2 separate regions of the Mus musculus genome follow, and region 1 is linked to region 2. The links are chromatin loops, found by intact Hi-C in ENCODE. Cell type or tissue: left cerebral cortex. All regions are shown on one strand. Region 1 has its middle 64 kb from the start of 1700026J12Rik. Region 2 overlaps Myh15 (myosin, heavy chain 15).

Region 1 (4,000 bases), 120 kb before region 2:
CACCACTTAGCTATTAGTACATATCAGCACTTACACAGAATGATGAATATAATTGTAGAGCATTAACATTATCCATCTGCTGAATGCTGAGTTGACATTAAGTTGCCCAAGTTCTACCATATTAAAGCAAAGGCAGTGGTTCTCAACCTGTGGGTCACAACCCCTTTGGGAGTTGAATGACCCTTTCACAAGGGTCACCTAGGACCATCATAAAACACAGATACTTACCTTATGATCCATAACAGTAGCAAAATTACAGTTATGAGGTAGCAATGAAATGGACAGAGGTCACCAAAACATAAAGAACTGTATTAAAGGGTTTCAGCATTAGGAACCATTGTGTTAAAATGTATGTAATCTAAACACAATGAGTGAGAGAGCTGTTGTCATTAATTTGATATATGGGTATGCAACGTCAGCTCACATCCAATCACGTGCATGCATTGCTATTTTTAGTGGCTTATCTCAAACACAACCAAGTCAGCCTACCTCCTCTTCCCAATAATCTCCCATGGACCTAAAATAAAATTCTGATCCTGTTTGTCATGGCATGAAGTTGCCACAACCTGACCCCTGTCCACATCTGCCTCCATTGCCTTTTATTTTCTATTACCCAGGGCCATCATTTATCTCAAACAGCAACCAAATGTATTCCTTCCGGGAGCCTTGTGTGCTTAGCATTCCCTCATAATGGATTTTAATCTTGGAATTTTTTTCCTACCATTCGTTCATTTATTCATTCATTCAGGTGTCTGAAAAAAAAATATTGCCTTTTCTGAGAGAAATTTCCAAATAGTCAAAATGTAATCATATGATCATCTAGAATCCTATCAAACCTTTTTCTCTTGCCTTCTCCACTCATTATTTTTTTTCAGATGCACATCACTCTGTTCTTTTACGTGTCTTCCTTTTAATGAGGATTGTATATGTGAGTCTTCTGTATTGTATCATTCCTACCCCATACACTACCCCCTGTAATTCCTGCTGGATTTTCCCCTGTCTTCCATGTTGTGTAACCTCATGAATGCAGGGACTGGTCTGGGTATTCAGAATTCTACCTGTGCTTAAAGAACAGTGCCTGCTATATACATACCACATCAAACATTTGTTGAATGAATGCATGAGAATCAGATTGGCTTACAGTATCATTTGTTTTCCTATTCATCTCATGCTACTATAATTATCCTCATCAGATTTCACAACCCAGGGATATTTGGAAGCCATCACCTTTCCCATATGGTGACACTTACTATGCTGTCAACAGGACATCATATGGCTGGTGTCCTTTGGTTCTGCCTACTAGAAATCATGGGAGGCTAGAAGAAGTCCTTCTAGTGCCGGTGGTTTGCAGCATTCTTGTTCCTTGATGTGCTTTTACAATGAACAGGGACATTAGGCCTGTGGAAGCAGTGACAATTGGTACCCTCTGGTGCTGTGGTTCTCAATGTTTCTAATGCTGCAACCTTGTAATACAGTTCCTCATATTGTGGTGACTTCAAACCACAAAATTATTTGTGTTGCTACTTCATAACTGTAATCTTGCTACAGTTATGAATCGTGGTTTCTTAGGGTCTCAGGAGACCCCTGTGAGAAGTTCTTCAACTCCTAGGGAGTCTCTACCCATAGGTTGAGAACCAGTTCTCTAATGCTATAGTCTCCATGAATGCCTCCCTATCAGGACCCTTCCTAGGCTTTCAAGAAAACCTAGGAAATGGAGATTCCTTAGCTCTTACCGGGTCAGTTCAACAGTTTTTGGTGTAAGATGACTGACATCCCTGGCCCTAAGACTTGACAGCTTCCTAGAAAGCTTCCGCTATCTGAGGCCAGCAGCTTCCCTTCTCTGGCTGCTTACAAACCTTGATCCTTCTTCAGCTTCAGCTCTTTGTTCCCCCTTGTACTCCCCCTAGTTCTGCTGCCCTTCTTGCCCCACCCAGTCACCCTCAAACTCTTCAGATATTTCAACAGTCCTGAATCTGGCTGTCTTCTCTTTCCCTAGCTTGCCATTCTGACTGCACAGTCATCTCGGCTGCTGCTTCCTCTACTGATTCCTTCGCTGTGGTACTAGCTCAGCTCACTTTACTGAAATATAAGTTGGGGCGGGGGGAGACATGGAGGAAAGCCTTTTATTGAATCTGACAGGTCAGCACCTGTTAGGGCAGCATAGGGGAATGTCTCTATGCTGATTCACTTTGTGAATCTCAGCATGCTAGTTAGATAGCCAGAGGACAAGTGTTTAGAACTTTGTGAATCATACCAGCACCCCTAGCTTGCCACCAGGGGACAAGCTCCCTTCTGGCCCTAGGGAGAAATAGTTGCCAGGTTTTCTAGAGAGTCCCAGTCCTTGCGGATAGCAGAACACCTGGTCCAAACTGTTTCCAAAGTCCTGGCTAAAACCTGTTCCATCAGGAGAAGGGTAATCAGCTTTGATAGTTACATAGTTTCCCCGAGGCAACCACCAAGTGTTCCAGATGGCTGGTGATTTACTGTCACCACAATCTGGCTATTTTGCTGATGGTCCTTTTTCTTGAGACAGCCAAGGTGGCAGGGGAAGTCTACCAATTACTAATTAGGAAGTCAAATTGTTCCATTCTCTGGGGTCTTTATTTGTTTGCAGGGAAAGGCGCATGAGAATATGTGCTTACAATAAAAATTTAAATATATTAACAGAGTCTAACAGTGTTCTCACAATGCCAAATACTTCTCTAGTCCTTCTGGGAGAAGTCATTCCTGTTATCTCTGTCGCCAAGGTGGTCTATTCTTCTATGAATTATTCATTTACCCTCATTGTCATGGACACTAACTGTACAGTCATTCCATTCTAGGACTTCTTCAATAATTTCTTTCAAGTGTCTCTCAACACACTACTACACACACACTACCAACACTACACACACACACACACACACACACACACACACACACACACACACACAGCTCTCTAAGTAAAGAAACCCTGAGAATAAATTCTCTACGTTGCCTCTATGCAAATCCACACTTGCAGTTATCCTTCTGATGCTAATTTGCCTGTTCTTGGGCTTGTGAATATTATTTCTCCTTCAGAAAATACCCTCCACCCTCGGGCTCTGTCTGGTTATACCCCTCTCCTGTGCTTCATATTCTGACTCCCCTTCATAACATTCCCTCAGACCACTGCATAGTAGTTATGTATCCTTACTTTGTCTGTTTTGTTTGCAACATCCAGGAGGTGCTAGCCATTTAAGGCCCTAAACTTCTAGATGAACACACACACACACACACACACACACACACACACACACACACACACACTCATCTCTTCCTTACTTACTGTCTTCTTGTTCTTTTTTCTTTTTCTTTAACTTTCTTTTCTTTTATTCTTTCCTTTTAAGGTATGGTAGCACATTCCTGTAATCCCAAGGCTAAATCAGGAGGGCTTTACGTTTAAGGCTAGTTTGTCCCTCATAGCAAGACTATCTCAAATAGAACAAACAAAACCTTCAAACAATGGAGTACTACTCAGCTATTTAAAAGAATGAATTTATGAAATTCCTAGCTAAATGGATGGACCTGGAGGGCATCATCCTGAGTGAGGTAACACATTCACAAAGGAACTCACACAATATGTACTCACTGATAAGTGGATATTAGCCCAAAACCTAGGATACCCAAGATATAAGATATAATTTGCTAAACACATGAAACTCAAAAAAAAATGAAGACTGAAGTGTGGACACTATGCCCCTCCTTAGAAGTGGGAACAAAACACCCATGGAAGGAGTTACAGAGACAAAGTTTGGAGCTGAGACAAAAGGATGGACCATCTAGAGACTGCCATATCCAGGGTTCCACCCCATAATCAGCATCCAAATGCTGACACCATTGCATACACTAGCAAGATTTTATCGAAAGGACCCAGATGTAGCTGTCTCTTGTGAGACTATGCCGGGGCCTAGCAAACACAGAAGTGGATGCTCACAGTCAGCTAATGGATGGATCACAGGGCTCCCAATGGAGGAGCTAG
Region 2 (4,000 bases):
TTCTCTGAGTGCTATGCATGAAGAAATGGAGGAAAGGAGAAGTGTGCCTGCTTCTAACATCAAAATTGATTCTTACATCTGTTAAGTCTTTTGTGTGAAATTGTAGTAGAGAGATGTCTCATGCCACTGAGAATCAAAAAGCCATCCATTAATCCAAGAGGTGGTTATAGTCCTTTGGATCAGAACATTTTCTTCATCATCTCCTTAGCCTGCTATTCTTGCCACATACTTATTTCTTAAAGGCTTGCTTCCAGTTGTCTTTTTTTTTTTTAATGAAGAGAAACTCCTTATTCTTCTCGAACCTGGAAAACAGAATGTATGTCTGTGTGTGCTCTGACATTCCAGGGATGTCCCAAACCCATGTGAGCCCTTTCCAGAGGGAAACAGGTCTCAGCAGCTCTCCATGGGCTTCAAAGGGAGGCAAGGGGGTCAGGCAATTAATTACCTGCTAGCAGAGAGCAGGCTCAGGTGACTCACCCCAAGGACATACTTTGTCACTCTCCATTTCTGCCTCCCCTCCCCCACTGGAAAAGATGCTGCAATCATATCACTGGTTTGTTCTAGACATAGAGTGCATCAGGAAACTTTCCCTGTATTTATGGCAGTTGAAGGATTTTAGGCTCTTCTTCTGTGAATCGGGAGCAGTGAGTCATCACACTGCCCAGCAAGGTTTCCCTATTCATTTCCTGCCAGAAGCAATTTCTGACTCACTTGTTTTATTCGTTCTTAAAAAACAGCTGTGACAAGGTGAAATGTGGGTGGGGTTTGAAGGCCCCATGACCTCCCGAAGTTGAGAATTGAAGCACAGGGGAGGCCCCTCCCTAAGAAAATCCTTTCTATGGCCTTGCTGGGCAGGCTCTGCACAGGACACCCTGAAACAGTGGGGTGACACTTCTCCAGCCGAGGCCACCAGTCAAACCACTTCCCTAGAGCCCTCCAACTGGCCCTTATGATTGAGACTGCTGTCCAGGCAGCAGTGGGATCTTTCCAGAGCTACCAATGATTCAGCCTTCTCAGACTTAGATCTCAGTGTCTTCCATGTAGCCAATTTTTAGCCTCCTTCGACAAGGTCGATATTTATGATTGGCAATCCTATCAGCGTACCTTGAGGGGCTACCAGTAATTCATTTACCAGAAATGAGCAGGCTCAACATGAACCAAGTTTTGAGAGCAAATGGAGCACCGGTGCTGGGAGCCGTGCTCACTGCTTTTCCGGCCTTGTAGAAAAGGTAGCTACTTCTATTATCCAATTTCTTCTAATTCCCTTGTCCTAAAGGCAGATGCCATTTACAAACCATGTTTCAAGGAAACTCTCAGTGAGGAAGCAGAGATGTCCCTGCCCAGCATCCATGGCTGAGTTCATTGTTGTTTCTTCCAGTTTCTGTATACAGCACTGGCCTCCTGACAGAGACATGGAAAGACCTTTCTGTGCTTCAGGGAGGAGCCAGAAGTTGAATCCTGGGACCTAGAAAGCAGGACTCCAGAATTTGGTACCAACCCCTGGCTCACTTCTGACCACCTTCCTCCTAGTTTTCAGTTTGACCTAATTCAAACTCACTTGCTTGGCTACTGTGGAAAGAATTCACTCCAAATTCCAAGGTCCCTTTGTACTTTTGAAATCCCCTTTGCTCCGTGAATTGCTCAGTATTCTGCACTAATAAGTTAAAGGTCCAACGCTCAGAGCTTACAAGTTAGCCTGGCATGAAGGGCTTAAAAAAATATAAATCTAGAATGCTTTTCCACTTCAAGCGTTTATCAATTCCATACTCCCTGGACACGTAGAATTTAATAAGTGGGGGAAGAACTTTATTTGAGCTTGTTTGGCTATTAAAAAAAAAAGATTTAAAGAGAAAAGCAAGACATTCCTTGCTATACTAATCCATGTGATGCCCCCAAGGCCCGAAGCAACAGGCTGTACAGCATTTCAAAGGGATTGTACCTTTTTCTCAAGTTCCTTTGCTTTAGCTCTGAGTTTATTGACTTGCGATTCTGCGGCCTCTGCCCTCTCCTTGGCTTCATTCAGCTCATGTTGCTGCTTCTTATACTTGGAAAGGTATTGATTAGCCTGTGCCTCCTGTCAAATGGAAAGCACAGAACATGAAGATACGGCCCCTCCTAAGTAGTAGTCTCTGCTCTGAAACAATAATTGAAAACAGAAGAAGAGAGAAACCCAGCACTGGATCGAATGTGTCATTTTGGTCTAAGACATACAAGCAAGACTTAAGAGTAGGGATGGAGGCTGGAGAGATGCCTCAACAGTTAAGAGTCCTTACTGCTCTTCCAGAAGACCCGGCTTTCCCTTTGAATACAGCTCACAACCGCCTGTTAACTACAGTTTCAGAGTGTCTAATGCCCTCTTCTGGCCAATCTAGGCACCAGAAAATCACATAAAGCTTTATATTAAAAACTTTATGTAGTGATACATATAAGCAAAGTGCCAATACATATAAAGAAGAATGAAATCAGGAACTTTTTTTAAAGAATAGGAACAGAGATTCATTTTACAGCTGTTGTCCTCTGGGAATTCAGAATGGGTGTTCTTTTCCACCAATTGTATAACTTTCTCACACTTATATACTAGAGCAATCATAGTTATTGGTTTAATATCAGATTCATATTCTACCTACACTTGGAAACAGGTGGCTGCCCTTTCAAATTATGCATCAATAATTCTTGGACACAATAGCAAGCCATACAATTCAAAATTCTTAAAATATTATGTGTAAACTAATACACATGCCACTTAACCTTTAACATATTTGTTATTGAAAATCTGAACTGAGGCCAATAAAATAATTAGCTAAGGAGTAAGAAGAAGGATATTTAGATGATAGTGGTTTTGCTCACATTGTTGCCAGATTCATCAGAAAAAAAATGTATTACAAGTTTCAATTATGTTCACCCAAAGTCTAAAGCTGAAGGAGATTTAAAATGAAACTCTGAAAAAAAATTTGCCAATCTAATCCTGCATGGCACCCTTATTTTATACATGGCTCATTTCTGCTAACGTATATGTTTGAGTCTAGCCATCAGGTCAAGGGAGAGGGGTCTGGCTTCCTGCAGGGAAGAACAGCACAATTTTCCTCTCTTGTTTCCCCTCCTGTAAGCTGTAGTGCTAATTTATATAAAAGCAGAGAATGGGCAGATGCAGCTGGTGCCTCTGCTGAGCAGTTTCACAAGCTCAGAGCATTAACCAAAAGCAGTGGCCAGGAACTCCACGATGCTCAACTGGCACTTACCGCTGCTTCCACTTGCTGTTTGTAACTCTGCACCTTCAGCTGAAGTTTATCAGACAGAGCCTGCATCCTGCTCAGATTTTTCTTGTCTTCCTCTGCCTGAAATGCATAGGCATGCATAGGAAAGTCATTTGGAGGATCCAACAGTGTGCACTAAATGTACACTCACACACACACACACACACACACACACACACAGACACACACACACACACATATATGAGTGTGTGTATATATATATATAATATATATATTATATATATATATTATATATATTACAATCTGATAACAGAGCATTAAAAGATACATTTAACCCCATTCATCCTGAGTTTTGAGACAGTAATGGATGGCTCTGAGAAATGGCAACAACTTTTCTCTTGATCTTTACAGCCAGCCCTTTGCTTAAATGGAAGTCAAGACCATTAGGTTTAATATATTCTTCAGTCTTTTCATTCCAGATAAGCTACACTTACCTGGGATTTCTTACTAGGAATGAAATTTATTTTTACAAAAGCCATTTATGCAAAATGGAAATCCAAAAATCCCTCAGTCAAAACAAGTGAACCCCTGAGCTTCTGAATTGGTGCTTGGCTTTATGTAATAAACTATAGGAAAGCTACGTTTCTTGGAATTATGTCATGGGCATCAGTAAAGATGGTGAGCAGGATTCTGCAAACCATGGCCACCATCTTCAGCTCTGTCATTGTCTAGGCTCCAGCTGGAGAAAAGAGACATGGGGAGGTAGGGTTTCTCAACAGTTCTCC

The links. Hi-C counts contacts between places; a loop is a spot of excess contacts. Peaks named below come from ENCODE experiments on the same cell type or tissue, not always from the same donor. Only the 100,000 strongest peaks of a DNase experiment are listed, where the experiment ranks them.
Region 1: it touches region 2 in a loop (8-fold over the local background); 3 of 42 quality-filtered maps call a loop at or near these places.

Annotation. Positions count from the first base shown.
Region 1 is chr16:49,317,884-49,321,883 of GRCm38, reverse strand. No RefSeq gene overlaps it. Among named protein-coding and RNA genes, the nearest start is that of 1700026J12Rik, 64 kb to the right of the region's middle. In left cerebral cortex, no CTCF peak of the experiment used is centred here; no DNase peak of the experiment used is centred here.
Region 2 is chr16:49,194,830-49,198,829 of GRCm38, reverse strand. It overlaps Myh15 (myosin, heavy chain 15), which reads right to left. Exons shown (of 41, transcript NM_001166210.2): 39 at 3,240-3,335; 40 at 1,940-2,074; 41 at 1-302. The coding sequence ends at 288. Among named protein-coding and RNA genes, the nearest start is that of 1700026J12Rik, 59 kb to the left of the region's middle. In left cerebral cortex, a CTCF peak has its summit at 2,369 (motif pointing left); DNase peaks (open chromatin) are centred at 669, 1,409 and 2,332; H3K27ac peaks cover 913 bases.